Regions from separate parts of the Mus musculus genome. Here regions 1, 3, 4, 5, 6 and 7 are each linked to region 2. Evidence: chromatin loops called from intact Hi-C (ENCODE). Cell type or tissue: heart. All regions are shown on one strand. Each heading gives the region's core, and the rest is flanking DNA. Links, peaks and the distances in the headings are about the cores only. Region 1 has its middle 53 kb from the start of Ptgfrn. Region 2 holds the start of Gm32803 (a long non-coding RNA gene). Region 3 has its middle 75 kb from the start of Cd2. Region 4 has its middle 44 kb from the start of Gm40107. Region 5 overlaps Gm40108 (a long non-coding RNA gene). Region 6 has its middle 4.3 kb from the start of Ttf2. Region 7 holds the start of Ptgfrn (prostaglandin F2 receptor negative regulator).

The links. A loop is a pair of places that touch in the nucleus more often than their neighbours do. Peaks named below come from ENCODE experiments on the same cell type or tissue, not always from the same donor. Only the 100,000 strongest peaks of a DNase experiment are listed, where the experiment ranks them.
Region 1: a loop joins it to region 2, with 4 times the contacts of the local background. A loop is called at or near these places in 9 of 42 quality-filtered maps.
Region 3: it touches region 2 in a loop (2.3-fold over the local background); 8 of 42 quality-filtered maps call a loop at or near these places.
Region 4: it touches region 2 in a loop (2.3-fold over the local background); 3 of 42 quality-filtered maps call a loop at or near these places.
Region 5: a loop joins it to region 2, with 3 times the contacts of the local background. A loop is called at or near these places in 4 of 42 quality-filtered maps.
Region 6: it touches region 2 in a loop (7-fold over the local background); 40 of 42 quality-filtered maps call a loop at or near these places.
Region 7: it touches region 2 in a loop (2.3-fold over the local background); 12 of 42 quality-filtered maps call a loop at or near these places.

Annotation. Positions count from the first base shown.
Region 1 is chr3:101,160,869-101,165,247 of GRCm38, reverse strand. No RefSeq gene overlaps it. Among named protein-coding and RNA genes, the nearest start is that of Ptgfrn, 53 kb to the right of the region's middle. In heart, for the core only: a CTCF peak has its summit at 2,045 (motif pointing right); a DNase peak (open chromatin) is centred at 3,077; H3K4me3 peaks cover 803 bases; H3K27ac peaks cover 3,668 bases.
Region 2 is chr3:101,293,457-101,297,835 of GRCm38, reverse strand. Gm32803 (a long non-coding RNA gene) reads left to right here and starts at 1,228. Exons shown (of 3, transcript XR_375904.2): 1 at 1,228-1,551. In heart, for the core only: a CTCF peak has its summit at 2,114 (motif pointing right); DNase peaks (open chromatin) are centred at 2,175, 2,575, 3,127 and 3,895; H3K4me3 peaks cover 322 bases; H3K27ac peaks cover 374 bases; H3K27me3 peaks cover 373 bases.
Region 3 is chr3:101,211,001-101,215,379 of GRCm38, reverse strand. No RefSeq gene overlaps it. Among named protein-coding and RNA genes, the nearest start is that of Cd2, 75 kb to the left of the region's middle. In heart, for the core only: no CTCF peak of the experiment used is centred there; DNase peaks (open chromatin) are centred at 2,349 and 2,819; H3K4me3 peaks cover 355 bases; H3K27ac peaks cover 2,073 bases.
Region 4 is chr3:100,771,613-100,775,991 of GRCm38, reverse strand. No RefSeq gene overlaps it. Among named protein-coding and RNA genes, the nearest start is that of Gm40107, 44 kb to the left of the region's middle. In heart, for the core only: no CTCF peak of the experiment used is centred there; a DNase peak (open chromatin) is centred at 2,571.
Region 5 is chr3:100,914,442-100,918,820 of GRCm38, reverse strand. Gm40108 (a long non-coding RNA gene) reads right to left here. Exons shown (of 3, transcript XR_867505.1): 3 at 3,601-4,011. Among named protein-coding and RNA genes, the nearest start is that of Trim45, 5.9 kb to the left of the region's middle. In heart, for the core only: a CTCF peak has its summit at 1,876 (motif pointing left); no DNase peak of the experiment used is centred there.
Region 6 is chr3:100,971,802-100,976,180 of GRCm38, reverse strand. No RefSeq gene overlaps it. Among named protein-coding and RNA genes, the nearest start is that of Ttf2, 4.3 kb to the right of the region's middle. In heart, for the core only: a CTCF peak has its summit at 2,089 (motif pointing left); no DNase peak of the experiment used is centred there; H3K27me3 peaks cover 194 bases.
Region 7 is chr3:101,108,270-101,112,648 of GRCm38, reverse strand. Ptgfrn (prostaglandin F2 receptor negative regulator) reads left to right here and starts at 2,483. Exons shown (of 9, transcript NM_011197.3): 1 at 2,483-2,557. The coding sequence starts at 2,509. It overlaps Gm52612, which reads right to left and starts at 3,683. Exons shown (of 1, transcript XM_030252967.1): 1 at 909-3,683. The coding sequence starts at 2,739. The coding sequence ends at 2,098. In heart, for the core only: no CTCF peak of the experiment used is centred there; DNase peaks (open chromatin) are centred at 2,248, 2,858 and 3,568; H3K4me3 peaks cover 2,543 bases; H3K27ac peaks cover 3,172 bases.

The sequences.
Region 1 (4,379 bases), core at 110-4,109, 130 kb after region 2:
CTCAATGATGGGCTATAACCTAAGAAACCCTTTGCTCTCAGGGCAGTTTTTTATCACAGCTGAAAGATGGTGAGGACAGAAGAAAGGGAAGCAAGCAGAGAGGGAGCAGACAGGGCAGGCTGGAATTAACTGAAGCACAGGAGCACGTTTTCCCACCCGCAGGACCAAAAAATGGTGGAATGTTATCAGCAAAGCCACTCCCAGAGATAGCCACTCCCTGACATTGCTTGCCTACCTTGGCCCCTTGAGTCAAAAGTTGGAGGTCACTGTAGAAGAAAGCCACTGCTGTCAGGACATGAGGCGAGCACCAGCAGTCTGCCAGGCCAGGGGAGTCATAGCAACCTCCAGGAATATTTGACTCCTCTGCCCGGGAGTGATACTTTCAGATGTCCACAGGGAGAGTACGTCACATGGCCCACCATGGTAATGGTTTTGGGACTAGGTGCCAGCCTTGTTTCCATCAAGACAAGAGAAAGGGTGCTGTTGAGAACTGTTAAGGAACACTCACTACATCTGTGTGAGACTGATGTTTTAATGTGCCTCAGTTTACCAATCTGTATAGTGGGAAGGACAGCACCTATCCAGAGTGTGAGAAATGATGTGAACGCACATACAGCATTCTGGCCATTGAGTGAGCCAGCACTGGTGACATCCTGGCTCTAATCTGAATCGAATAAATGTACGGGACCTGACATAGCTCCTTTGATTCTATTATTTTACTTTATAACACAAACACATTATGTATGTTTTTACGTCTCAAACATAACATTAAATGATAAGGTATGCACAGTTGACGTTAGGCGTGGTTGACATTCTTAGACTGATTTCAAATACGTAAATATACCAAAATACTAAAAATGTGGTCACTCTGGTGGGTGATGGCTCCGGTGACAAGCTGACTTGTGTGCAAGCATCAGGACCTAAGTCTGGATCCCTAGCACCCACGTAAAAGCCTTATGGTGGCTTTGTGTCCTTAACCCCAGAACAAAAGGGGTGGGGGCCGGAGCAGGATGGAGACAAATGGATCCTAAAGCTCACTGGCCAGCCAGCCTACTGCTGAACTGCTGAGCCTCAGGCTCAGGGGGAAATCCTAACCCTACTCCCACCCACACCAAAAGGACCAATAGTGTTTGCATCTCAAATGCTCTGTCTGGCTTCTGACAGGTGAGGTATTCCATGTCTCATTCAGACACTGTAGCCTCAGAGCCTGTAGCAGCTCCAAGCCAGCATTGTTACTTTTGGCCTCCACACCTAGGCATACTGTGTACAAATTCCACCCCCACACAAATAGATACATTTTTAAAGTTGTAATGGCCAACCACAATGACTTGTACTGACTTGGAAACTCTGGAACATCAATCTGATTAGTTCAAACCAGACGTGGAGTGTGAGTCACCCAGATAAATCACCAACTCTCTGGTCTACTTGGGGAGTGATGGGGGGATGGCCTATGCCTGGACTCACCGCGTAAACAAAAGTCACCCTCATTTACTAACAGAGAAGATCTATTTCCTGCTGAGCACTTCTAGTAGGGGCTTTGGGGCAAAGGGTCAAATACGCTCTGCTGGAATCTGCTTCCCTTCCCCATCAGGTTTGGCGCTGCAACAGGCTCTCCCTGGCTACAATGTCATCTGAATGAGACTCTGAAAGGCCTCACCTGCCAGAAGCCGGACAGAGCTTTTGAGATGCAAACCCTATGGTCCTCAGAGATGAGAGGATGAGAGAGAGAAGTCACTTTCAAAGCACTGCCTGCCCCCTACTATACACTCGCTAAGCATACACTGCTTGCTCAATCTGCTACGAAAACAGAATTCTAAAATAAGCTGTAGCCTGCTCTCTCAAATTGGAACTTAGAAGAAGACGGATTGGTGTATTTGAGTTAGCTTCATCCTCTTGCACGTACACCCTCCGCCCCACCCCGTACCCACAAGGGCAGCACTGGTTAACAGAACCAGTTAAGGACGGGAAAGACAGACACCGATAATTACGAGGGCAGGCTAGAAGCTGCATGAAAATAAAATACACAGAAGCCAGCAGATGGCAGTTAATCATAATTTTTCCTGCAATTTCTATTAATTGTCGAAGATTCTTCATTCTGTCTACCCATAAGACGAATGATACGCTGATATGGCATAATAAGTAATGTTTCCCCTTTGAGATATTAAATAAGCGTGCTACATAAAGGTTCCCCTCCCACATAACTAGCCCCAGACCTGATTTTTCTCATGCATGTATTTATCATACTATAGCACGCCATGCATATGCATGCCCATATATCTGTACACTCCCCGGCACGCTGCATGCTTGATCAATGTATAATGTTAAAGCCAACGCCCGGGTTCATCTCCAGAAGCAAGACTGAATCAAGGAACTGTTGTTCCTAAAACAGTGCCGAGAAACAATTTAAACCACGTTGTCTGACAGAAATAGCAATGCAAAAATACCTTAGGGAGGCCACTGGGGCAGTTTCCTCTAAGGCTCTTATTACAAGCATTAACAACGTGCACGACCCCTTCCTGGCTGCTGTCCCTCACCCGCCAACCCTTCTAGCCTTTCCCCTTCCCTTCCCTCCCTCTCCCTGAATTTCCATACTGCCTTTCCTTTCCAGATGTCTAGTTCTGTCACTCTGCTTCTCCTGTTCTCTCTCTCTCTCTCTCTCTCTCTCTCTCTCTCTCTCTCTCACACACACACACGCACACACACACACACACACACCAGCCCGCATGTCCCTGGTTTCCTGAGTCTTGCAGGGACAGATGCTGTACCAGGCAGGGTTCTTGATTTCCAACATTACAAATCGACTCTTAGGTAGAAAAAAAAAAAGGAAAAATTATTGGAGAGCACTCAAGTAGTTCACAGAATCGCCAGGAAGCCTGGGAAATTTGGCTCGGTGAACAGGCACGAACCAAAGGATTTGGCACCAAAGTGCAGAGCCAAGGTCACACCATTGAAAACTACCCAGTGGGACTGCCACCAGCATCCAGCTCACCAGTCACTAATGACCACCGCTGACAGTTGACTCTGCGGCGGGATGGTCTACACACCTGAGACCTTTCCTTGGCTTCTCCCGTTCCCAGTCTGGGCTTCAGACCCAATGCCAAGGCCTAGAGGGCGGGCCTTGCGCACAGCTTTCCAAGAGCAGAGCTATGGCTCTGGCTCAGACCACAGCAGGGTCAGGGCACACAGCCCAGAGGCTGGGCGGCTTAGCAGAGTGCAGGACACTGTGAATCTGGAGGGACACTGGATGACACAGGCCAGGTTAAAATCGGTAGCCTCCCTCCACCCTATAGGTTTGGAGATCTGCGCTTCCTAGCGGAGCGGGAATAACTCCGGGGAAAGTTATTTGGCTGGACACATCAGGATTAGTGATCCCAGCTCTGGAAAGATAATGTCTAGTGAGATCCTGCTGCCGCTCAGGCCCCTCCCCGTCCACTCAGTCGCTTCTCAGTCTCAGTCCCAGGCTGAGCAAGGGGCTACAGCTGGGATGTGAACGCTCTTTGTTCTCCGGTTCACTTAGCCACCCTCCATTGCTGCTCCGGAGGACCAGAGGACCGCTCTCTTGACCTCCCACATTTTAACCCTTAATGGAGACTGGTTTCTTTCTAGGGACCAGATTTGCAACCAGATTCCAGGTCTGGCCACAGGCTTTGCTCTCTTCTGCCAGCTGTTCCCAATTAGGAGCTGGTTTAAGCAATTTGAGTGTCTGAGGGTGTCAGTCAACAGGAGTATTTGTTAGTATTTAGTTTCCCTTAGGATCTTAACCCCAGAACTAATGGATTCTCTAATATCCTGAGTTACGAGGTGATTTTTGTAGGTTTTCCAAGAAAGGAGAATAAAATATATGAATAAAATCTCTAGGCAGTGGGCCTGGCGGCCCCTCCCAGTACATGGTAAGTGATGGATGCAGTTCTCTGAGTCATCCTGACAGGACTCTGATTTTGCCTACCTTCTTGGGTCGTGGTGTTAGCTCAGTTCTCATGCATGTTTTAGTGAAGGGTCTTTGTGTGAATCTTCCTGACTTTTTTTTTAAGGTAGGGTTCTGGGGGAGTTCTAGCATAGAGTGAAAAAAGGACTACACACACCTATATTCACTTGGTTTCGGTTTAGTGTTTGAGCATCTATTATAGCCCAAAGACTTGATTATTCTAGAATTGCAAAAAAGTCACAACTCGGTCCTATGGATCTCTTCCAACAAATGGCATTTTTTTTTAGAAGATCGAAGACCAGCCTTTGGCTACGTTTGTTGCCAACTGTTCAGAACCGCCATGACTGTGGTGATTATATAAACCAGATGGCTTTTAGTTGGTTTTGTTATTATTTTTAAACTCTGCAGACTAATATCCCCTTCCTGCCTGCACCTGGCTGGCTTCTCTCCCCGG
Region 2 (4,379 bases), core at 131-4,130:
TCCAGACCTGACGTTTCAGGTGTGTGAGCACATGATCGGGAGCCACTTGGCTGAAGTACTAACTTTGCAGGAGGTGGAAGTGAACAGACTTTCAAAGATGCCCAGGGCTCTGGCTGAGGTTTGGGTAGAATGGAGGTCTGGAGGGCACACAGCTGCAAGTCCTGTGGCACCCAGGGCTGCCTCTCTGACATGATTCCCATCAAGAAAGATGCCAATCCCTCTTTTCTCCGACTTGTGCTCTGTGACTCTGTAGAACACCGGCGTAGTAGAAGGGGTGCTGTGGCCTCCAGAGGCTAAGTCACAAAGTGCCAGACAGCTCAGCTGCTTCTCTTAGGTGGCTCATCTGTCTGGCTGCCTGTGTTCTAGACACTTCTTCTGAGGGGAATGCCCCACCCTGGGGAGCCACAAACCAGACAGAGGCCTTGTGGGATGTGCCAATCAAGCTTCCAGGTGCAGGCATTAGGCACATCAGTGAAGCCACCATCCTCCATGCTCAACATCCCGCCATCTGTAGCAGCCCAGGCACCTAGTGCCTCCCCTAGCAGGACAGTGAGAAGCCAGGACTCCAGAAGTATCCGGTGCAGCTGTGTCAGGTGGCTGTGTGGTGACTTGCCCCATAGGATAGGTAGCCCGAACACAAAGTGTGACCAGTGTGTCTTCTGAAAGCCACGTTTCCAAGTCCCTGACCCCTGTACTTCCTGAAACTACTAGGTTTCCAGGGTTAGACCATGAGCCCAGTTTTCTTTTCAATGTTAAACCCTATAGAAAGAACCGGACTTCATAGTAACACCCTCTGAGTTGCCCCTGTCATGAACAAGGCCTCTTGGGAGCCCTCCTCTTCCACCTGCCTGTCCCTCAGTTGCTTTCTGACCCCTCCTTCTACTCTGTCTGCACTTCTCAGCAATGATGGAGTCTCCTTTGGTTTGAAGATACACCCAACACGACCTCCTGCCTTACTTACTATTCTCCTGAAGGCCTGTCACTAAATATGGTGTTAATTCATGTTGCTTATTATAAGCCCCCACTAGAACGTGAATTCAAGTATTGGTAGGGCTACTTCCCAGGGGTCTAAAAGAGTCAGGCACCAGAGTACTAGGTGGTCAGTAAATATTCACTGCAAAAAGAAAAGAAAACCACATCACAATATCTGTTATCTTACAACACGATCGTGTGCTTAGCTCTAAAAAACCGCTTGCCAAATGCCCCGTGAAAGATGTAAACAATGAAGGCTTCTCAGTGCCTTTAGAAAGGAGCACACGACTTCCTGGACCTTCAGCCTCCCTCTGCGGCTTGCCTGCCTCTTTCCTCCGTTGATGGGAGCGTGTGTCCCTCCCTCTCTTCGACAGGGCTCCTTTGCCTAGGATGCTGGAGCTGGCTCAGGCGCAGCACTCTTAGCTTCAGTATTTTATGTCTAGGTCCACTGATCACACTCCCCAGGTCCCCAGGTCCCCGGGTGCCTGCCTCACCTCTTTCCTCAGTCTGGAAAGCAGAAGGATGTGTGCCTTGGTGTCTCTGCTACTCCTGGCTTATAGCTGGCTGCTGTAGGTACAGGTGGGTATGGGGAGTTTGAGGAATGGGGTGCAGGGGTTGGGGGACATATCAGGTGGTTGGATTCTGTTGATTTTGAGAACTAGTTCTAAGAGCGGTAGGATGAATGCATACACCCCTGAGACTGGAGAGAACATAGACCACAGAAACAGAAAGTAGAGCCAGGACAGGCCTCCTGGCTATATCTCTGCACAATGCACTCAGCGTTTCCAAGCTGAGTGTCTTCTTTATCTGCAAAACTGTTTAGCCAATGCTGGGCTCGAACTCCTGTTCTTCCTGTTTCCTTTTCCCTATTACAAGGGTGATGATATTTTGCCAGTGGTCAGATATATATATATATATTTTAATGGCAGGGTCTTGTCTTGCTGTGTAGCCCAGGATATATCTTCACATTATTAATCCTCTTGTTTCAGCTGGAAAGTGCCGGGATTGTGCATGTGCCACCATAACCAGCAAAAACATGCTTTTTAAAGGGAGAGGAAAGTAGACTGAAAAACCGCAATTCAAATACAAGTTTGAGTGTTTTAACTCCGGGCAAGGAAATTAGCAAGGGTGCAATTCAGGTTGTTGCCAGAGGGTGGCAGCAGGAGACAGGGGCTTAGCCTGAAGGTCTTTTGCAACAAAGCGGTCCTGAAAGCCGCTGGAGCGAGCTAGAAGGAATGTGGTTGCTGGAGATTTGCGCTCAGCTCTGCCTTCTCTCCTGCCGGGGAATCAGGCCTCTTCTGAGCCAAGCCAAACCTAGACGCTTCCCTCTTCAGCGAGTTTCTCTCCTATTTTTTTTTTTTTTTTTTACTTTATTGATTCTTTGTGAATGTCACATCACGGACCTCAGTCCCACTCATCAACCTGTCTCCACCCTTGCAACCTCTCTCCAAAATAAAAATAAAATACAACAACAAAATCCAACCAAACCAAAAAAAAAAAAAAAACCGCATCTGGTTGTGGAAGCTGTAGTGCGTCACAGTGCGTCTGCTTCACTTGCAAATGTTCACTGTGTGAGTCATTGGTCTGCTTCAGGCCTTTGGCTTCTGCTATCACTACTGGATCCTCACCAGGACTCCTCTTGGATATCCTGTTGTTGCCCTGTGTCATGGGGTTCCTGCAGCTTTGGATCTGCAGGACCTGCCCTTTCTCACGCTTCAGCAGTTCGTAGATGAGGTAGATTTTGGGGGTAGACCAACTCAAAGTCCTGAGTGCAACTCAAAGTCTGGGACTGGTGAGCCTGCCACCTCTCCAGCACTGCCCTGACCAGGCTAGCTCATGCAAAGTCAAGGCTGGTGAGGGGTGGGGTCAGCTCTCCATTGCTCATGGCTGGGGGTGGGGGTGAGCCTCAGGGAACACACACACACAAACACACACACACACACACACACACACACACACACACACACACACACCAGGGACAGTTCTATTGTGCTGCCCAGGCAAGGCACAGGGTCTACCAGCTCTGCATAGCCCTTAGACATTAACACCGGCTCAAGCAGGAACCTAGACCATGGATGTCCACAAGGCCTTTTGTGATAATATGAGCCACCAACCACCAACATCAACACCGATCCCTGCTGCGGCATGGCCATAGACCCAGACATGGCCCTCAGTGCAGCACTGGTCCAGACTTCACTATGGCTGGGCAGGCTACTTACATCAGGCTATCCTGCATCAGGCATGCCATGCAGTGGACAGCGGGCCATACTGTGGTTAGGTCATGCATCAGGCCAGCCTCTGGGTGAAGCATCCTTTTCATTCTTGCCCTTAACCTCGCCATATTGTTTGACAATTTCTGGTGATTTGTTGTTGTTACTGCTATTTTTTAAAATTGTTTTGTTTCATTTTTAATTTAATACTTTTATTCGTTCTTTGAGAATCCCATACAAGCATGCAGCCTTCCGATGTTTGCCTTTGAGACAGGGTCTCTCTGTGTAGCGTGCGACTCAACTCTTTGGGTGCTGGGTCATGCGTGTGCATCTCAGGCCGTAGCGACCTCACCTAGCCATTACCATAAACTTCAGAGACAAATTGAGCAGGTAGAATTGTTTCCTCTTTTGATCACCTCAGCGCTTTAATCATGAGGAAACAGAGGCACAGAGAGACTGCTTCCATGATCAGAGAGACAGCAGGCAGGAAATGTGAATCCCATCCACGGAGCCTGCGGCTTCTAACTTGGAGCCGTTCTGTTCAGCAGTGGCTCCTGCTGTTCACTGAAGGTCTGCATGGACTTCCAGCATTCTGGTCACTGTGGTCACCTTGGCTAGCCGGTGCCAGCATCCCTTTCCCTTCTGTCAGAAGCCTCAGCCTACTTCCCTCTACCCACACAGCAGTAGCACCCACTCCGTGAGCTGCTTCCAAGTTAGCTGTTGCGAAACACCCTGTGTCTCTGTGTCATGTATGTCTTGGGCTTTCAGCTCACAAACTCACAGGCTCTGCTGGTTTTACGTTGAGCAATTCTGAGATATCACCAGGAGGAAACAAGAAGCAAGGAAAAGTTACACGTACCCAAGTAGTCTTTAAAGCTTCTTGGTTTACTTAAGGAGCTAGGCTGGATCCCAGGGTTCCCAACGGCCAGGCTGAGGCTCCACAGCTGAGCCATAGGTGCTTCCCCGCCTACCCTCAGGATAAAGAGCTCAGTGTCCCCCATTACCACACTCTTAAACAGCACCTCCCAGCCCCTGCTTCTCTGGGGTTTCCCTCTTCACAGTTTCAGTTACACAGTTCAAAAACCTAACATGGAAACTTCCAGAAGTAATGAATTTATACACTGCCCATAACTGTTCTCATGCCTTATTGCCACTGTTGTTCAATTTTGTCATTAGTCCTTATTAATCTCCTATGGT
Region 3 (4,379 bases), core at 91-4,090, 82 kb after region 2:
AATTCCAAGACCAGTGAACGTAACACTGTGTCAGGTACTCTTCTGTTGCTGTGACAAACACCATGATACAAAGCAACTTATAGAAGGAAACGTTTGTTGGGACTTATGGTTGCGGAGGGAGGGTCCATAATGGAGGGTGGGGGCGGGGGAACAGGTGCAGAAAGCTGCAGCAGGAAGCTGGGTAGTCAGCTCTTCAACAGCAAACATGAATCTTAGAGAGTGAGCTGAAGTGGAGCAGGAGTAACCTCCAGTGACAAACCTCTTCCAGTCCAGTGCCATCTCCCAAAGGCTTTCCAACCTCCCCAAAGATTGCTACCAGCTGGGGGCTGAGTGCTCAAATATGGGAACCCATCAGGGACATTTCTCATTCAAACTCACACACAGCTTATTATTGCAATTGACAACATTGTTTGTTCTCAGTGGTAATTTGTAAATAATGCATCGTGCAATGAAAAGAGTCTTCTATTTGAGGAAATACGGTATATGGGTTGATGTGATGCAAATCCAGGATTAGCATCAGCATGACTGGAAGCAAAGTTAACAAAATGGAATTATGGTGATAAATACAACGCAGTCCTGCACTTAAGTTAAAAAAAAAAATCAATTGACCAAGTAAAAAAATGAAGACAAATTGGCTTAAATTCAGTTCTTGTCACAGAGGCAGCAATAGGTTTGAGGAATCTGCTACAGGAGTTAGCATGTCACTAAAGAGCTAATAGCAGCCCAGGCCGTGCTGTCAGGAGGAGCATTCCGGACAGAAGTATCTCACTGTCTTTCTCTGCAGTCGGAGGAGTTTGGAATACTTTATGCCATGTGTTAAGAGGCCCATTAACAAGCCAGAGTACTCACGTTCATTGAGACTGTGCTTTGGGGTTACGACGTGAGGTGACCTGATAAGAAACAGCTTGGGTAAATGGGTTGTTGAATTTATCGTGAGAAAAGTATTGGATGCATTCTTCTCCGGGTGAGTCCAGGGATACTTTTCTTTCATTTCCAGGCCTAGAAAGAGCTGTGTTTTCTCTTTGTTCTTATGGAGACTGGCTTGCAAGGCTGCCCAAGTTTCCCTTTTCACCTTTGCTGCTAGGGAATTCACCAGGCAAGTTTGGTGTCTACACCGAACCAAGTGCAAACTGACAGGAATGTGCTCAGACAGTAAGTAGACTTACTGTGGCTCACCATCTTCTGCCTTTTCTTCATTAATACTTTCCCCATTACTTTTTATAGTATTGCTGTATAATTTGCAAGCCCCTTTGAGTCTCTTTTTGGAGTAAGCTGGAGATATGAATGAATAAACACCAAAATAACTGTGTGAAAAATGAATGCATAGCATATTCAGAGCATCTCTTCCCAGCAAAGGGGACGACAAGAAATCGTTCTCCAGAGATAAGCCTGAAGGAGCCGGAGCTATTTCAAGAAAACAAACAAACAAACAAAACCAGAAAACCCACTGGGAATTTCATATGGTCCTCATTGCACCAGGGAGGAGGAAGACAAGGAAGAGGACTAGAAGAAGAGGGAGGGAGGGGGGAGATGAGAAGAGGGAGAGAAAAGGGGGGGGGAGAAAATAGCAGAGGAAGAAAGGAAGGGAGGGAAAGAAGAGAGGGAAGGGATAAAGGAAGGCAGGCAGGAAAGACTTGCTAAATATCTAAGCTGTTCTGATTAGAGAGCATTGTGTGGGGGCACTGAGCTCCATGCTGTGTGGGGGCACTGAGCTCCATGCTGTGTGGGTGTACTGAGTTCCACTCTGAGTGGGGGTACTGAACTCCATGCTGTGTGGAGGTACTGAGCTCCATGCTGTGTGGAGGTACTGAGGTCCATGCTGTGTGGAGGTACTGAGGTCCATGCTGTGTGGAGGTACTGAGCACCATGCTGTGTGGAGGTACTGAGCTCCATGCTGTGTGGAGGTGCTGAGCTCCATGCTGTGTGTGGGTGCTGACCCCCATGCTGTGTGGGGGTACAGAGATCCCCACTGCAGAAGTACTAATGCTGGAGCTGGCTGGCGGCCACCTGTCAAGGAGATAGCGTTCTTAAGGGATGACGACTTCCGTCCACCTGTGAGTCAGCATTTTGTGAGGAGAAAACAGGGTTGAGCAAAGAGGGACACCTGCTAAGGGAAGAGGCCTTGCTTTTGAGGATGGGATGGAAAGAGGCCTGTAGGGACAGAAAGCTGCTTCTCAGAGGCGGCTGTCAGCCTCCCTGGGGACACCCTTCCAAACACAGCACAAAGAAAAATCAAGAGACATTGGCCTCCAGCCGGCTGGCCAGCTCCATGGTTCTCTCAATCCAGAGACAGAAACGTGGCACTAGGAAGTCCCCGTAGTCCTTTAAAATCCCCATCATCAGCTGGGATTCTGCCCTTCACTCTGATTGGCCAGAAATGACCTCACTACCTCTCACTGGAGCCCGGGCTGCCCCCATTACCCCCCCCCCCACACACACACACACACTCTGGCCCAGTCCCCCTGACTGCAAAATGACAGCATCACTAGCTGGCCATGTAGCCCTGGCCTCAAGTTCACAGTTTCTGGTGGTCTGAGGTCTAGAGACCCCTGGGCTTCTCTGGGCTTCTTCCCTGACTTCATTAGCCATTCAGATTTATGCAGACTTCTCCCTGCTACGTTAATATTCTGTTTCCCTTTCTCTCCACTCTGCTTTTAGCGGATATTTTCCCAAACGGCCTCACACCCACTAGCAGTGTGGTGGACAGCTGGGTATGGGGACCACAGGGGCGCCTGTGCACAGATGGAGCTGGTGGAGGGGCCAGGAAGGTACCCTTCACTCCACCCGCCCTGCCCCGGGCGCCTGGAGCCCAGCTGCTGAGTGAATCAGCCAAGAGTAGGAGGGGAGGCAGGAGAGGCCCCACCAGCCAAGGCTAAACACAGACCTGGCCTCCCCTGGTGCTCTGTGGATTAGGGCCTTTCCTGCCTCTTTCCTGTGTATGTTCTCACTTAGCAGTTTGTCACAGGTCCCCCAGCCACCCCGGGGGGCCTAGTTCTCCATCCATGTTACACAGTTTGTCTTCCTTCTCGATAGACCTGTGTGGGGTGGAAGGCGGGGGGTGGGGGTGGTGGTGGTGGTGGGGTGGGGGAAGCTCCTACAATGTGACCTATCCTTTTCTTCTGCACCTTTCACAATGGGTGACAAGGCCCGGCCAGCAGGGTCTAGGATCTTCTTAAGAATTTACAGCCTGAGCCCTCAGGAGATTGGAGCTCTGCCAAAGCCATAAACTTCGTTCAAAGTGCTGTGTGATGGTTTATGGTGGGAGGCAGACACAGCTTCTTGGCCCTGGGCCTGCCCTCTCATTACAGAGTCTTTCTGTCAGCCATTCTGTTCAGATCCTTCACCCATGGGTGGGCAGGAGTGCTAAGCCACAGGTAGCAAGCAGGTTTAGAGCCTATATCCTGGGGGTCCTCACTCGCAGACATCCTCCCATAACCTAGTACTCAGTGCCCAAGTCCTTACAAATACCAAGGTCTTGACATGCTCAGCTTTTAATGTGCCCAAGTCCTCACAGGCTGGAGCCCCTCAAAGCTGAGGCCCAACACATCCTGCTATTACATGGCCTGGTGCTCCCATGATGCTCCTCCCCCGCCACAGGTGCTCACGCACTATGGTGCCCACCTCGTGCCCTTACACTCAGGTCTTCCCATAGTGAAGTGCTTACATATCCAGGTCCTCACAGACCCAGGTTCTAATGCACTCTAGGTTTTATTCATATGCTCAGATGCCTTCATGCTTGGGTCCCCCACACCCAGGTACCCCCATAACCCAGCTCTTCATCTGCCGTGGTTAATCCTGATTGTCACCTTGACTGAACCAAAAGTCACCTAGGAAAGGACCCCTGTTGTTCCTTCGCTCAGGTCCCTCACACATCCTCGAGTTCTCACACCCCGGGGCCTCACAGACCTAAGTGCACTCCCCAGAGCACCCACACTCAGGTGCATACTCACCAGAGTCTTAAAGACCCAGGACCCCCACTCATCCAGGCCTTAGCCTCATCTGTGTCTTCACATGTCTAGCTATTCACACACCAAGAGTCCATGCAGCCTGTCAGGGACAATCACAGAACGTCCAGAGCAGGGCACACATCCCTATCCAAGGTAAACCATCTAGGAGGGTGAGGAGCTTCCCTGGTGCCCACTGTCTACTAGGAATCTGCAATTGAACTTCAAAAGCAGCCTTTGGGGGACAAGACCACGAACAAGTTTCCTAGAGAGGGCATCCGCGTGCTCCCCGGCATCCAAACACACAAGTAATGTGCATACATCCATGCAAGCAAAACACCCATATGCAGAAAATAAAGCTTTAAGTTTTTGTTTTGTTTTTTAGTTTGTTTTACTTTGCTTTGTTTTGTTTTGAGATGAGATTTCTGTATAGCC
Region 4 (4,379 bases), core at 221-4,220, 520 kb after region 2:
TGACCTCTGCTTGTGCTCACACACAGAGTAGATAAATAAAAATGTAACATATAAAAGAGATGGATTATTCTTCAGGTGTTAATGTCATAATCATACGTAAGTATTTGTTATATCTGAACAGTGGGAAACGTGACATATTCTGCTTCTCCCTTTCATAGACACAGAGGAAAGCAGGCCAAGAGAAAAGACTATTTATACTGATAACTCTGCTCCCCCTTTTTCCTCAGGAACATACCTAATCACGTATACATGCACATTCGCACACACGTATATGCATACATACCTGAGAATATACACATACTTACACATATACACAATCACATATACATACACACTCATGCATATACATACTTATATATACTTATATACTCATATATACACTCTCACATGCACATCCTTACACATACATACACACTCTTGCACACTACACACACTTTCATACACACATACATACTCTGTACACAGACATGCACACACATATATACACACAGACAAGCACACACATGCACACATACATTCACATACATATACACAAATGCACACTTTGCCACACAAACATGCGCACTTATGTATGTGCATGCACGCACACACACACACACATACACACACACACACACACATCCCACCCTGGGATCTCCTGTTCTCAGTACTGTGGAAGCTCTCATCATGCACAGCTAGGGAAGTGTGTGACTGTAACACCGTTTCAGAGGTGCTTGTGTGGTTGTTAATTAGCCTTTCTTTCCCCTTTGAGTTAGGCAGAACTAGGTTTCAAATCTCACTCCGCCACTTCCTAGATGGGAGTCTGGGCAAATTACTTAACCTTTCTCAGCTTAGATTCCCACAGCTATAAAATAAAACCAATAATAGTGTCTCTCTCAGGAGACTGTGCTAGGATTCAAATGAGACAAAGGACCGAAACTATTTAGCAAGCGCTGGCCCACATGAAGTGCTAAATTAACAATAGTGGTGGTTACCTTTCCTCTTCTATTAACTCTTTCCTTTCTAAAGAAAGGTGTTTCCTTGAGCAATATATCTACACTCAAGACAATACTGAAGTTTCTGGGGAAGGAATATTGAAGAAATAATCCCCTGCTGTGCCTAGGTTCATGTTGCAGTTAGGGTCCAGCCTCAAATCTGACTGGTCAGTCTCAATTTCAGCCTAGCTGTCGGGAGCCCGGAACTTAGACTGACCTTCAGTTTCTGAGTTGGAGAAAAATCTGTCAGGGCAAATGAGAATGAAAAACTGTGGTGCTGGGTTCTACCTTGCCTCTCGGGGTGTATTATATATATAAATACACCTAACACCTTTCATCTACCTGTTATTTTTCAGAATATTTTTCAGGTCCTTTGGAAATGTATCAGTAATATGGACAAAGGTTAAGTAAGCCAGGTCCACATCCTAGTAATTTGAGCCTCTTCGCTGGTTTACCAGAAGGTCTTAAGGAAGAAGAAAGGAATAATGAAGATTAGGTATGGATGCTACTCCAAAGTTCGTTTCCTTGTGAGGTGGTCATGGTGAGACAGAAAACTGAGAAATTATCAGTTGTTTAGCACCGGGTTACTTCCCATTACTCTCTGGACTGATGTAGAGCAGAGGGATATTCGCTGCCAGGTCAATGAGACTGGCATGCTGGGGGACTGAGGTGCAATCTCTCCTGCTCTCTTAGGTCTTGAGACAAGTGAGTTGAGTAACTCCATTCTGATTTGGTCAAGCTGTTAGGGCTAGTGTAGGAACTTAGACCAGAGCAATGGCTTCCCGTGAGTCTTAGTTCTCAGCCTTTTGTCAGTCTCCAAACTCAGAAATATTTACTGCAGGACCTAGGAGCTGTTTTTGAAGAGGACCCATGCCCTCAGAGATCACCCTATTTCCTACAACCTCTCTGGAAGAGTAAACAGATCTGACAGCTCCAAAGTCGGACTCCTGGAAACCAGACTGCCAGGCCAGATACACTCCCCGAGCAGTTATTTGAGAGACTGAAAAGGGGCTGGGAACAGAGATTCACCGTAGAAAGGAAACCGCTAACTGTAAGGTGGGTTCCCTTCCATCAGCAAAAGGGAAAACAGCTAATTACAAGACTTCCCAGCAATGGAGACAGCATTTACTTAAAACCGCATAATGAGAGATTTGAGAAGTCTGATTCTCCTCCAAAGGGAACCCACAGAAGTGGTCTCCCCAATGCAAGGTGGGATTAGTGTAAGCCAATATGCTTATTCTTCCTCACTTGACCACCGGTTGGTTCTTCTTAGTTGGGTCTTGAAAACATGAACACAGGGGTCTGAATTTGCAAGAGATAATGGTCAGGCAAGTGGTAAAATCCCTTCCTGTCTTTTGAAACTCTCAGTTAGGTTGGGCGATTTCCTGTGGTGAGCATCACATTTTGGTTTAATACTTTTCCATTCTAGCTCTCTTGATACTTTTGGAGAGATTTTTCTCATCTGTGTACAACTTTTTCTCATGCTTCTCCAAAGACACCAAGTCCTTTAGTTCCTCTCCCAGTCAGTGACAAATACGGGTCACCCTGGCCGGCTGGAAACAGCTGCCAATAGCACCGCACTGCAGGGGCAGCTGGAAATAGTCACAGTCATCACTACTTGGACTCACTGCTTTGTTCTGTGTCAACGTATTGTCAGTCCAAACCATTCCCAGTGTTAACCACCTTGCAGGGCAGACGCCCTGGGGCAATGCACCTTCAGAATGTCCTTTCTTTTATTGTCAGCTAAAACTTTATGGTGCAAGGTGAGCGCACCCAGAGGTATTCCCGTCCATCATTTTACTCTTCATGACGACAAACGGAGCCTACTTAGGACCTGCTCCTTAACGAGCATGCTTAAGAATGGGTCCAGCCCTATGTGAATATGGATAGCCCAGAGCACAACCCCCTCTTTCCATTGCCCTGGTTTCCAAAGCAATGCTTTGGAAAAAAAAACTCGGGTGCTATCCTTGCCTGCTGCAAGTAATAGATATCTGACCGCTCTTGTGTACTGGTTGTGTTTATTACTGCTTCACATTCACCAAGATGCACGCCTGCTGCACTCAGCAGTGCCTCCATTTCACAAGCCAGCGATCTCCTCACCCACCTTCAGAAGGCTCTTGAAAAGTGAAGGCCCCTGGCTACCCATGCTGATCTCTCATCTAGTGTCAAAGTAGAGACAGCCATAGATCTCCACGGGTCTCTACCAGAGTCAAGGTTATGAGATTACTGCTTGCTGACTAAGCAGATGCTATGCTGCCAAGCCTGGAGGTTGTTTGGGGGCTTGTTTCATGGAGAATGTCTTCTCAGGGCTCAGCAAGCCCTTTGGGAACATCATGACATTTTCAGGCATTTTCCATTCTCTAGCCCCAATGCTAGGACTAGGGTTGGGTAAGTTAACTAGTACCACAACAGTTGGATATATAGAAATGCACACAAAGCCGGGCGTGGTGGTGTACACCTTTAATCCCAGCACTCGGGAGGCAGAAGCAGGTGGATTTCTGAGTTCGAGGCCAGCCTGGTCTACAAAGTGAGTTCCAGGACAGCCAGGGCTACACAGAGAAACCCTGTCTCAAAAAACCAAAATAAAAAAATAAAAAAAGAAAGAAAGAAAGAAAGAAATGCACATAGAAAGATATTTACTTATTTATTTTAATTTATTTTATTATATATACATATTTTTATGTCTGTGAGTGTTTTGCCTGCATGCATGTCTATGTACCACATGCATGCCTGGTGCCCAATGAGGTCAGAAGAGGGCATCAGATCCCCTAGAACTAGAGTTACAGATGGTTGTGGGCTACCATGTGGGTGCTGGGAACTGTATCTAGGTCTTCTATAAGAACAGCCAGTGCTCTTAACTGCTGAGCCAGTATCATCACTCCAGCTCCCAGAAAATATTTATTATAAGACTGGCTCATGCAATGGTGGAGCTGAAGCCCGATCTGCTGTCTGCAAGATAGTGGCTGAAGTAAACTCAGGCCTTAGTTCTAGTCTAAGACCAACAGAAAAATCATGTCTGCTTCTGAAGATTCCGGGAATGGCAGTCGTGGTGTCTGAAGGTAGAAGGTGGATGTCCAAATTCAAATGCAGAGCCAAATTGGCCTTTCTCTGCCTTGTTCTCTTCAACCCTCATGGACTGGATGGCTTGGATGATGCACATTGCAAGACTGGAGACGCTCTTCCCTCATCTCCTGACTCAGTGTCTCCTAGAAACACGCTCATGGACGCTGCCAAGAATATGTTTTCACCAGCTCTCTATCATTCCTCAGCCCAGTCAGACTGACACATCAAAGCAACCTTCACAGATTTATGATCCACTGTTAGCCACTCTTAGAAAGAGGAAGTAGGACTTTCCTGCCGGCTCACCCTTCTCCCTTAGGTGGGCCTGGGACCCTGGCCAGCTAA
Region 5 (4,379 bases), core at 198-4,197, 380 kb after region 2:
ATTTGATAAAGACATGTTAATAGGGAGGCAGAAACTGGTTATCTCAAATAATGAGAAAACTTAACAAGACCATGTTCAACCACGAATTTTGTGGATACACGATATGGGTTGAGACCATATGGCTAAGATGTACTAACTGTATTCCTTTGTCAGAGCTGATTCATTTCTTGCTCCATGATTACGCATCGCTTCTCCTACTGGGGACTCCAGACATCAAATAGTCACAGGGAAGTACAAAAGCCACAGGGGCAGAAGAGCAGAACTTCTGGAAGTGGCCAGGTCCATACAGTAGCTAAAGATTTCAGCCCACTCCTAATGCCCAAGGCAGGAACAGTACTGAGGGCAGGAGAGCCAGGAAGGGAGGATGCTCTATCGGGAGGTCAGGAAGGCTGGCTCTGATGCTGTGTGATCCGTCCAGCAGATAGAAAGGCTCTGGTGGACTTACCCTTTCACCACCGTCATATCTGTCCCCATCAGTCACTATCCCTTTCCGCCTTGATTGCTCCTGACACCTCTAGTCTAAATGTCCAATCCCATCCCAACTTGTGCCTCATCCCCTCCTAACTATGAATCTTTCTCACACTCACACTTCAGTTTCACCTTCTGTCTGTGCTCCTCAGCCGCCCTTTCCTCTTCTTTTTAGCTAAGGTTCTGGAGAAGACCAGTGTGGCTTGAATGGAGTGTCTCCCATAGCTTCATTGTCTGACCACTCAGTCCTAGTTGGTGGTGTTGTGTGGGGAGGATTGTCAACTTTTCGTTGGTAGAGACTCGCTGGAGGAAAAGGCCCTCTGTGGCTGGGTGGGGTGCTTTGAGATTTTTCTAGCTGCCCGAATTCCACTGTGCTCTCTGCTTCTTGACTTGCCCAGATGTGAGCAAGCTGCCTCCTACCCCTGCCAGTGCTGAGAGCCACTAGGCTGCCATACTTAACCCACTGCGATGGACTGGGTCTCAAACTGTGAGACCTGTGAGCAAGCTGCCTCCTACCCCTGCCAGTGCTGAGAGCCACTAGGCTGCCATACCTAACCCACTGCGATGGACTGGGTCTCAAACTGTGAGACCTGTGAGCAAAAGCCTCCTCCCCTGCGCTTGCCACCGTGACGGTGCCAGATCCTCTAGAACAAGTCACAGACCGTTGTGAGCTGCCATGTAGGTGCTGGGAATTGAACTTGGGTCCCCTAGAAGAGCAGCCATTGCTTTTTAACCACTGAGCCATCTCTCCAGCCCCCTGTGTTGGCTTTTATTAGTGTTTTATCAAAGCAACAGAAAGCCAAACTAGAACACTATGCATCTCAATTTTCTTCCTCTTTCTTTTACTATGTAGCCCTGGCTGGCCTGCAACTTGATATGTAGGCTGACCTTGACCTCACAGGTATCTGCCTGCCTCACTGCTGGGATTAAAAGTGTGCATAACCAACTACCAACTGCTTCTCCCCTGATGCTGCCTTCTGCCATTACAATGCCCCTTCACTTAAAAAAAAATTTTTTTTTTTTTAAAAATTATGTGGGTATGTGCACACGAGTACAGATGCCCTACAAGGGCAGGGGCATCAGATCCTATGGAGCTGGAGTTACAAGTGCTTGTAAGCCACCCAGTAGGTGCTGGGAACTGAACTCAGATCCTCTGGACAATGCTGTTCATCAAACCTCTAACCACGTGGGCTCCTGTCTCACTGCTGCATTGCTAACATGGGCCACAGGGTCTGAAACACACCGTATCCTATAACGAATAAGAGGTTGAGACTTGTGGTTCATATCTAGAAAATCATAATATCAGTACAAATCATCGGGGAAATGCATTGCTAGTTCAGATAGCTTATTTTTGTTTCTGAGGTTAGCACGGCCCGATTCCTAACATGCGACTCTTTAGTGCCATCTAGTGGGATTAGCTTGTATGAAAATAGAAGCACCAATAACTTTGTTTAGCTCTTTATAATAAAAAAATTAAAATTGGGCTGAGACAGGGAAGGAAGGGGTTGAACAGGCTCCAGGACTCAGCAAGTTCTAGATAGTTTGGCTTATTTAAAAATTCACTGCTGAGCCAGGCATGGCACTTGCCAATAATCCCAGCCCTTGGGAAGTGGAGGCAGGAATAGCAGGTTCAAGGTCATTAAAGAAAGGAAGGAAAGAGGGAAGCAACGAAGGCAGGAATAGATTATGAGGTGATGTAATTATGAGAGACAACAGGCATTAAATAGTTCCCCGATACTGACTCTTGGTGATAAATGGGCAGCTTCCAACCTTGAGAAGGTGACAGTTAGACAGTTAGAATGATGTCAGTTTTCAAGCTCTCCATAGAGGCGAAGGCTGGACTCAAACTACACAAGGCATCGGCCCCACTGTAACTTACCTACCTGCTCTTGTAGAAAAAGTCTTCATGGTCTTATTTTTGACGTTTCACCCTTTGGATTTGACTTCTGTTGACTGGCAAGTGTCTGTCATGGTCCCCACATAGACTCCGGTTGACGCAGTCAGAAAGTGTCAGTCTCACACTGTGGACGCTTCATTTACACTCGCTCATGTCCTTCTGTGAACTCCCTTTATGTGGTCATCACACAGGAGCTCACTATTCATCTTTCTCGAGAATAAATATTTTTAAAAGGTATCTGGAAGATTATATATTTTCTTTTAACAACATGGATAAATGTGTTTTGATTATATTAGTTGCACATATCTTCCACATTAAAAAATATATAATTGACTAAAATGAATAATATAAGGAAAATAACAAATGCATTTAGAAGTCAGATTTCATATTATGTGTGGTGTCAATGCTTGTCATTAAAATTGAAGCCACAGTTCTGGAGTGCTCAAGCTGATGTGGTAAAGAATTGGTCACAAGGCTGGCGAGATGGCTCAGTGGTTAAGAGTGCCGACTGCTCTTCCAAAGGTCCCGAGTTCAAATCCCAGCAACCACATGGTGGCTCACAACCATCCCTAGTGAAATCTGATGCCCTCTTCTGGAGTGTCTGAAAACAGCTACAATGTACTTACATATAATAAATAAATAAATCTTAAAAAAACAAAAACAAAACAAAAAAAAAGAATTGGTCACAAAGCATACTTTGTGCTCCCAGTAAACACTGCTTTTTAACCTAACAAGCTGTTTTCCCTGTCAGGATTCCTTTAGTACTTGACTTTAGTAAACTCGACACTTTCTGAGGTTAATTTGGAAAATGTTGGGGTTGTTTGTTTGTTTGGTTGGTTTTTTTGTTTGTTTTTTGTTTTGTTTTTGTTTTTGTTTTTGTTTTTCGAGACAGGGTTTCTCTGTGTATCCTTGGCTGTCCTGGAACTCACTTTGTAGACCAGGCTGGCCTCGAACTCAGAAATCCATCTGCCTCTTCCTCCCAAGTGCTGGGATTAAAGACGTGTGCCACCATGCCCGGTGAAAATGTTGTTTTAAATTGGACCTTTGGTGTGGTCCACTTTTGCCCTGGTTAGTTTCATGGCTTGCTCCTTGTCAGGATGGCATGTCAATATGGGCAAAGACTAATTGAGAGACCTCCCATACTCACAGGTTGGCAGAATCGATAGTGTTAAGATGGCTGCCTTACCAAAAGCAATATAGTCAATGTAACACTCATAAAAACTCCAATGACATTCTTCACATAAAGAAAACATTTAATCCTAAAACTTGTGGAAGTACAAGAGATCTAAGCAGCTAAAGCAGTCCTGATTAAAAGGTGCAATTCCGGAGGCTGCACAAGTCTGCTACAGCCAAGTAACGAAAGCAGCATGGTACCACTGCAGACCCATACAGCGTAGATATAAGCCCATGTGGCTGCACCCGTCTGGCTCTTGACAAAGGAACCAAAACATTCATTGGAAAAAAAGGGCAGCGTTCTGCAACAGTGATATTAAGGAAGTTAGAGAGCAACACTAGGTCCTTATCTCTCACCCTGTTCAGAAACCAACTCAAATTGACATAGGGCCTGGATGTAAGACCTGGAACTCTGGAACTTCTTCCGGTTGTAGGTGTTAAGCAATGGCTTTCTGCATCGGGCTCCAGGAGTCCTGGAAGTAAGAGTAAGAACTGATAAAGATGCACTGGACTAAAAGGCTTCTCTACAGCAGAGGACAATGGCGTAAAGAGGCAGCCCACAGAATAAGAGGAAAATCCTCGCCGAGTATTAACCTAATGGGAGTCACGGCTATCATACATACAGACCTGAAAAGGAGGACAAGAGACCAATTCATTCAATCAATAAATGAGCAGTGGAAATGAGCACACTTTTAAGTGAAGATATACACGTGAACACGCACCTGTGTACAAGCTACATGCAAACACATGAACAATAGTCAACACCCTTAGCTATCAGGGAAATGCAGACCAACTACATCGAGGTTCTATCTCACCTCAGTCATCAAAAAGACAAACAAGC
Region 6 (4,379 bases), core at 236-4,235, 320 kb after region 2:
CAAAAGCCATGGTGGGAGAATCATATACTCTAGAGGAGAACCCACTACTGTTGTTTTGCAGAATGGCCATCTTGCCGTACTGCACTGTAAACATTTGTTTATAGTCACAGACATGTGCTGCTCGCAGCTTTGGTCAGAGAGGCTTCTTTTGTGCAGTGGGTAATGGTTAACACAGACTCATAACTAACCTAAGTGCTGAGTATAAACAATGGAGCGCTCAGCTATGGGTGAGCATTTGCTCTGAAATAAAATAGTGCAATGCAGACTGCTCTATTCCAGCTCCTAGGTGAAGCCAGGAAGGAGCTGTGGGGTGCTATCACCAGATCTGTGCAGGTTGTCTCAGCCACTAAGAACCCAGCATCTGGAGGGGCTCAGAGGTGGTTAATCTTCAGAACTTGGGGTAACACATTCCTTCTCAACAGGAGAACTTAGCCTGTGCCCAAGTGCCATGTGTTACCACCCAGAGAAAAGGCAACTTGGGGCAACTGTGTATACAGCCACATCAGCCTTCTCATCCTGGTGTGTGTGTGTGTGTGTGTGTGTGTGTGTGTGATGATTATAGCCTTAGGGAAGCAGCGAGGAGTACTCCTGCATACTAAAAACATTAGAAATTAGGGTCAAGAATCAAGCTAGAATTAAGTAAAATACCTAATATGGAGAGAGCAAAAAGGAGAAAGGACTTAGCTTAAGTATGAAATTAGATAGAAAACAGAGGGTGGGAGGAAATAGAAAGATCCAAAGAAGAAAGGATTAATTACAGGACGGGGTTAAACAGCCAGGCTGAGAAGCACGCACATATAGAAGATTATGAAAGAGACAGACATGTTATCCTAAGGCCACTCTATGGCAGTGTAATGAGATTACATGGGAATAAAAATGGGGGAGGGCACCCCAAATCCTACCATCTCATATAAGCATAATCATTATGATTCTGGTGCACTCTCTTTGTCGCATCTCCCTGTGCACTTGCTTTTAATGGCATTTTTGGAGTTTTTAAATCATAAGAGCGATACATGCTAGTTGTACAGAGTAGAACAGCAGAGATCTGCCAGCTAGCCTTCCCAGAGGGATAGAAATAGAGCCGTGTAATACAGAGCTTTAAAAGTTTATGGTTTGATGTCTCAAAATATTGGCATGACTACAGTCGGAGTACACAAACAATATTGATGTGTTCCACTGTTCCATTCTAGTTTCTCTGATGTCCTTGGGGTGGACCACTGATACACTAGACAGTATGGCTGAATCTCAAAGGCATCACGTAGGGAAGCAATAGACATGCTCTGTGACTCCATTTATAGATGCTCAGAAGGCAACGTTTTGAAGATGGAGATCATTAGGTTGATCTCATTTTCAGGACCATAAAAATGGTCTTAAACTGTGGGGAGGGGCTTGGAGAGGGCACAGCTAGTGAAATTCTTGTCACATAAGCACAAGGACCTGAGTTAGGATCCCCAGCGCCCGGAGAAACCAGGTGTGGCTGTGCATGCAGACACATGGATCCCTGGAGCTTGCTGGCCAGCCACTCTAACCAAGGGATAAGACTCAGGTTCACCAAGAGATCACGCCTCAAAAACCAAGATGGAGAACGACAGTGGATGATATCTTATGTCAAGCTCTGCTCTCCATATGCGCACGTGCACACACACAGGCACACAGATGTATGTGTGCACATATACATTATACACATCATACCATATACAAAAAAAATGTTCTAAATCCAGTTGGCAATGCAACTCTACACGTTAAAAAAAATGCACGACGATGAATTATATACAAGTAGGAAAAACTGCTCTGAACAACTCTTGGCATCATATTTTAAGAACAGTGAAATTTGGAATCTAACACTGCAAAATTTTGGTACAACAAAATCATTTGTCAGACTGAATGACAGTTCAGCTATAAACAGATTTTTGCCCACAGTAACATCTTGATTGTTCCTTAATCAAAGGACAGGTTTAAAACTCTCATATATCTGGAAGGCACCAAACAAAATGAAATCGAGTGAGCAGTAAGGATTTGTTAGCAAAAGGAATGAAACAGAAGTGGGCAGGCCTTCTGCTTGGTTTTCATGTTAATAGGCTGCCACCTAGTGGTTTCTTGTAAAATGGCTTTTACATTTGTTTTATTTAGTCTTATAATTTGTTAAGCATGCCACTGCAAACACCTAGATGTTTGATGAAATGCAAGTGAACTATCTGAGTCACTGAATATATTTTAAAATTTAAAATTTTTGCCTGGCAGTGGTGGCATATGGTTTCCATCCTAGCACTTAGGAGGCAGAAGCTGGTTGATCTGAGTTCAAGGACAGCCTGGTCTACAGGGTTAGTTCTAGGGCAATCAGGGCTACAAAATGAACCCCTGCCTCAAAAAAACCAAAATTAATAATAATAATTATAATTATAATAATTTTAGCACACTATTTTTTGAGACGATATCCTACACATCTAGCTGTGTAACTCAGGCTAGCTTGGTCTCTCTATGTAGTTTGCCTTTAACTCAAGGCAATCCTCCTTCATGCTGGGGTTACAGGTGTGAGCCACCAGACCTGACTATGTTAAATCTTTAAACCTAGGAATAAAGAACGCGTGTTGCTAGGGTAGTTGTGAGCACTAAATAACAGCCCTCATCTTACAACACACCTCAGAGAAAGCTGAGATTTGACAACTTCCCTTCTCAGAATGTGCTGCAGGGCAAAGATCTGTCACATGCCAGTTAGAATGAGGCTCTCCGTTTGCAACAATCAAAATGCCCGAGAGTTTCAGAAAATCGGGTGCTGGATGGGGTGGTACTCAGTGATTCAGTACTAACTTAGCATGCTCAAGGCATCCTGGCACTGTCTCCTCACCCCTACCCCACAGAATAGGATACTTAGAACTGACAGCTGGCTAGAAACCCTCATATACAATAAATGAGACTTGCAGAGCTACTAGAATCTGACAACTGGCTTGAATTTTAAATTGCTGGATACTTTTAAAAATGATGCTGACAGGGGTGTTAAGGGGTTAGTGTCGGAGCGCACCCTCTCACCTCTAAGGAGTGCCCAATGAGGCTGACGTGTGTCAGCCAGCATGGTGCTGAGTATACTTGCTTTCAATTCCTCAATAACTAACATGAGTGTATTGTCCTGGATTCACAGATTAGGAAACCCATCTGCTTCAGGGTCACCACCGATTGTGAGTAAAGTGTGTCTACTACCAAGTTCTTCAGCCACTAGGCTATTTACTCAGCATGTTGGTATGCCTACCATTTACTTTCCACACGGAAGCTTCCAGCACCACTTACAGAGATGGCTCAGCGGTTAAGAGCACTAAATGCTCTTCTAGAGGTCCTGAGTTCAAATCCCAGCAACCACATGGTGGCTCACAACCATCCGTAATGAGATCTGATGCCCTCTTCTGGGGTGTCTGAAGACAGCAACAGTGTACTCATATAAATACATCTTTGGGCCAGAGCCAGCCAGGCTGGAGTGAGAGAAGTGTCTGAAGACAGCTACAGTATACTTACATATAATAAATAAATAAATCTTAAAAGAAAACAAGCAAACAAAAAACCCCAGCTCTCTTGAGACCCAATTTAGTTCTCATAAAAGTCACCTATTCTAAATCAAGCATGGAGATGCATGCCTATAAACTCATCATATAGGAAGCTGAGGCAGGAGAATTGTATTTTGAAAGTCAGCCTGGGAAACATACCCAGTTCAAGACCAGGTTGAGTTAATCCTAAGACTCTATCTCTAAACAAACAAACATAGCTTTTTTTTAGTTCAAGTGCAGTCACTGTCACAATCCAGCTACAAATTCCAACATAAACTGTGTTTAGGCCAGCCCATAAGTCAATAATTTCTATTGTTAACTTGTACATTTAAAACATCTAGATTTAGGATTTACTCAAACATTTGTTCTGAGTATGACAAGGCTATTAAGAAACCCAAAACTTACATCCTCTGCTTCATTCCAAATAGAAATTTATATACAGTTCATTCTCAGAGGTCTCTCCAGATGTTTTCAGGCTAAGAACATATATGAACTATATATGCACAAAACCTGTACTTGCTTGGCTGTCCCACTGGTCCAAAACCACCCCTGTTAATATGATCCGGGGTCTAAACGTTTTTATTTAGCACATCCTAGATTTCTAGAAGGAACATTTTTCCTTGCTGTATGTTATCTGTGTCCATTTTTACTTACTGGATGTGTGCAAGGCGGCTGAGCAGCTTCAGAGGAAATGGTGTCTGGAATGACGCATTTGAGACCTGGACTTTGTCTAGTCTCAAAGTCATCTTGTGCAGGAAAGAACCTGTAACCTGGGGCTGGAGAAATGCCTCCGAGATTAAGAGCTCTTGCTGTATGAGTTCAAATCCCAGCAACCACATGGTGGCT
Region 7 (4,379 bases), core at 234-4,233, 190 kb after region 2:
TGCACTTGCCTTGCCTGGATAGTCTCATTTATTCCTACCAGTTCAGTTGCTCACCACAGTTATTACCGTGATTATAAAATGTCCCATTAGTTTAATAATACTTGGGTGCTGAGATGGGAGGAGAGAATGATTCCCCTCCCCCTTCCATCATGTTATGTGTACACTTACTGTAAGTCCCTCCATGTAGGTTCCATCTAGTGAGTTCCTGGACTGCCTGACTTACTATACAGTTAAGCTTTGGGGAAGGCAGTGAAAAACGTCTCCAGTACTGACTGCTTCCTGGGTGGGTCGTGACTGGACTTTGCACTTGCTGCCACACCCACTAAATTACCCTGTAGGCTATGGGCACTGGCAGCAACTGACTCACCAGGGCTGCAGTTCCAGGGTCTAGCTCAGAGTCTCTTCTCTGACTGCATGTGGAAGGCTTTCCAAGGTCCAGATTTTTGTCTGTTAAACAAAGGGCACAGAACTCCTCTCCAGTGAGGAGGGGATGCAAGTTGACAATGTGTCCGCCTCTTAGATCCTCCAGTTATTAGGCAGAGGTGGAAGCAGTATACATAGTGTGCTGAGCTGACTGTGATCAAGTGCCAAAATGTGCAGGCCAGACGTTAAGCATTCTGGGTGGTCAGAACCCGGAAAGATTGATGAGCTGAAGGCTGAGCTGCTGGAAGAGCCAGGCCTTACGTTTTCCCGTAGTTCCAGCATATTTCAAAACTTAACATGAGGCTCATATTCAGGCTTGATAGAATGGAAAGAAACAAAAGAAAATTGACCTTCCTACAGAAATTCTGGGAAAAAGAACAACAGGAACATGGATAGGGGTGGGGGAAACTCTGGGAAAGGCTTGGTGGCAAGACAGAAATTAAAAGAAAAAAAATATTGAGGGGGAAATATACTCAACACCAAAGTTACCATACCATTTTATCTCTGTTTAATTGTTACCACTTTGTGACAGTAAGTAAACCTCCATTGTTGAACCACCAGGAATTTGTTTATTTTGGTCTTTTGAAACAGGGTCTCCTGTAGCCCAAGCCGGCCTTGATCTCTGTTTGAAGCCAGGGACGGATGACCTTGAGCCCATCCTGCCTCTACCTACAGAGTGCAGTGGAGGTCACCACGCCTGGCTGGGAATACAATTTTAGGAGTCTCTTTCGGAAGGGTTCACACCTGGCCAGTCAGTCGCATGTCAGTTGGCAGAAACGAGAAACGCTTGTGGAAATCAGAACAAGCTTAATGTTCTGCACCAGAGAAGGCAGTTTCCCCAGGAACATCTGTGATTTGTTTTACATATATTAATGAAAGGCCCGGGCGACGGAGGGGGTCACTGGATACCAGTGAGCCTTTCTGAATGTCTGATTCATCCTTGGGACGTTTTAAACAAGGAACGCTGATTTTCCCCCCAGAGCTGTGGAGTCTTTTGTATTCAAATCCAAAGCACAAAACTCTATTGTGGGAGGAAAAAGAGTCTTTAATGGAAACCCAGTTGTGTCCACTTAAAGCAATGAATATAGTCTCAGGCGGCAGACATACCATTTGAAGCACTACGGCTAATAATAGATGGTGTGGGTTTTCTTTTCTTTTCTTTTCTTTTTTTTCTTTTCTTTTATGGGTACCTTAGTTGGAAGTTGTTCTAATTAGTACCACAGGGACCCTGGAGAGGAGGGAGGTGGGCCAGGAAGGAGGCAGGCCCACCCAACTACAGGGTGGTGGGTTAGAGAGCCTTGTTGAATTTGATGCTTGGCTGAGAGTCCCTTGCCAACTCTCCCAAGCACATCAGGCCTCTGGACCATGAGGGGGTGGGAATTCACTGCCTTTGAAGCTCTTTCATTCCTATCTGTGTAATTATTTTTAGCAAGGGCTAAGCAGGTGGCTGGTGGCATGCTTAGCTGGAGACCAGAGGGTGTACGTGTGGGTTGCTGGCTGCGAGACACTCGTGGGGATTCCACCGCGAAGGAATGCCGGGCGTCCCGGGATAGGGCCCAAAAGATGAGGTTTCCAGACAAGTCTTCCAGGCCAACTTTTAAAGGTCGGAGGAAAGTTTTTCGAGGGCTGGGGGCCCGAGGGGAAGGCTGAGTGGGCTCGGGCGTCTCCTCCCCTTTAAGCGGGTGGCCCCAGCGCCTCCTCCGTTACCTGGAGCGGGGAGGGGCTTGGGAAAGTTTGTGTTTGTTGCTGGCAAAGCGCCGGGTGGGAGGCGCGGGCGGGCGGACGCCACGGCTCTTCCCTTTTGCTTTCGGGAGGCGGTCCGGGTTGCTGCGCCCTGGGATCGGCGAGGCCGGCTCCGGGGCCCGGCGGCTGGCGGAGGGCGGGAGAGGAGGAGGAGGAGGGCCGCGACGAGCCAGGTGCGCACGTCCGCGCCGGCGCTGGGCTCGCTCGGCCAGCGGGGAGAGCGGAGCAGGCGCGCGGCCCGGCGGAGCAGCCGACTCTGGAGCAGCCGGAGCTGGAGGAGGAGGAGGAGGAGCGGCGGCGGGGAAGGAGGAGGAGGCGGAGAGTCGCTCCCGCCGGCCGAGCATGGGGCGCCCGGCGCCGAGGCCGCTGCTGCTGGCGCTCCTGTCGCTGGGTGAGTGCGCGTGGGGCGCGGCGGGGCGCGGTGGGGCGCTGGGTCCCGGGGGGGCGCGGCTGCCGCTCGGGGCCTGGGGCACCCGGGGCGCCCGGGGCGGCTCCCGGGAGACCGGGATCCGGAGCGCCGGGCCGCCGGCCGGGCGGGGAGCGATGTGGGGCCGATCTGAGCCCGGTGCACATCCTCCTGGGCCCGCGCTCCCAGTAGCCGGAGCCGCCCGGCCTGACCGAGCCGGGTCCTCACGTGTGCCGGGGGAGTGGCTCGTGGCCGGTTCTCCCACAGCGCTCTCTACCTGTTGGCCACCGTGAGCCGGGCTCACCTTGAACTCCCGGCCCCGGAAGGTGCGGGCGGCCCCGGCCCGCGTACCCGGCTGGGCGGAAATGTGAGCCTTTGCTGTGTCCCGCCATAGCCGAGGCCGGTCGGGATCGCTCTTCATTCGCTAGCCCATGCTGAGTTGCTTTTCCAGGGAAGCAAGAGAATCCAACTTCCTTCCACGAAGGTCACTGGGTAGCCCAGCGTTACTGTGACAGTCTTGTACCATCCCTGCCATCTAGCCAAATCTGCCTCAGTGTTGCCTTCCAGCGTCTCCTGAAGCTAGCTAGGCTCGGATTTATACACAAAGACCCGAGAGCCCAGCTTTTCCAACTTTTCTACCTGTTACTTCCCTCGTTACTGCCCCCTTCTCCTTTACCCTCTGGAAACCCTTGGTGTCTCTCAGTGGTTTGGCCCAGTATCCCCTCACCCACCTAAGGAATCTTTCCTGGGCTCCCCCCCCCTCCATTTTCCATTCACTCCTTACACAGACACCATCTTCACATAGATACACAGGGTGATCTTAACCAGCCACTTGATGTATTTATTTAATGCCTGCCTTGGTTCAGGAAGGCAGATCCCCAAGTGTGGTTATATGCGTGGTTCCCTGTGACCAGTGGCATCTAGGACAAGCAGAATTCCAGACCCAGCCCTGGGTTCCCTTCCAAGCCCCTGCAGACGATGTATCTCAAGCTTTCCCAGAGCACGTGGTGTGTGTTGCCTATCCCAGCCTGGCCTCAGCTGCACAGGGGCTAAATGACTGCACTTCTGATGGTGTGAGGATCCCCGTGGGGACCTCCTGCCACCACTCCCCTTCTGCTGGCATTAGGACTTTACTGTCCCAGCTCCCCATGAGTCCTGGCTGCCTGTGAACTAGCCTTTCTGGCTGCTACTGTGATACTTCACCTCCGAGGGGTTTTCTGGAAATGACTCCCTCTAAGAACTCCCCTAGACATAATTCTCCAGCCACAACCCATGTACAGAAAACATCCAATAGTCTTCTGTGGTTTCTGATCTGCCAGGCATCAGTCTTTGCAAGTTGTGTATTTGTTGCATATTGCTGGGGACAGTCGCCACCATTTAATTGGCTTATACGTCTGGGTCAGGCAGGGCCATGGCCTATGGTTGCACAGATTCCTGGGGCACCACTCCCATCTGCTACTCACTTTGTGGTTTATGTGACTGACTCTCCCTAGAGTGGTCAGTGTGTAGTCTGTGGATGTACCAGTTGAGAGGGTAGCGTGAGGTAGAAGTTTAAAAAGGATGCCCTTGGGGGCCTAGGGTTGTAGCTCTGTGCTTGTTTATCTTTGCCAGGTTTTGGATTCCATCCCTCAGACCAAGTGAATAAACAAACCACAGCCAGCAGCCCAGGGTCGGGAAAGCACAGCTTGGGGAATGAATCATGGTGGTATACCCGTGCATCCAACCTTGATGAGACTTAAAGACTTTTGGATGTGACTGTGACTGCCCTGTGCAGATTCACCTAGCAATTCTCTGAACCATTGATGTG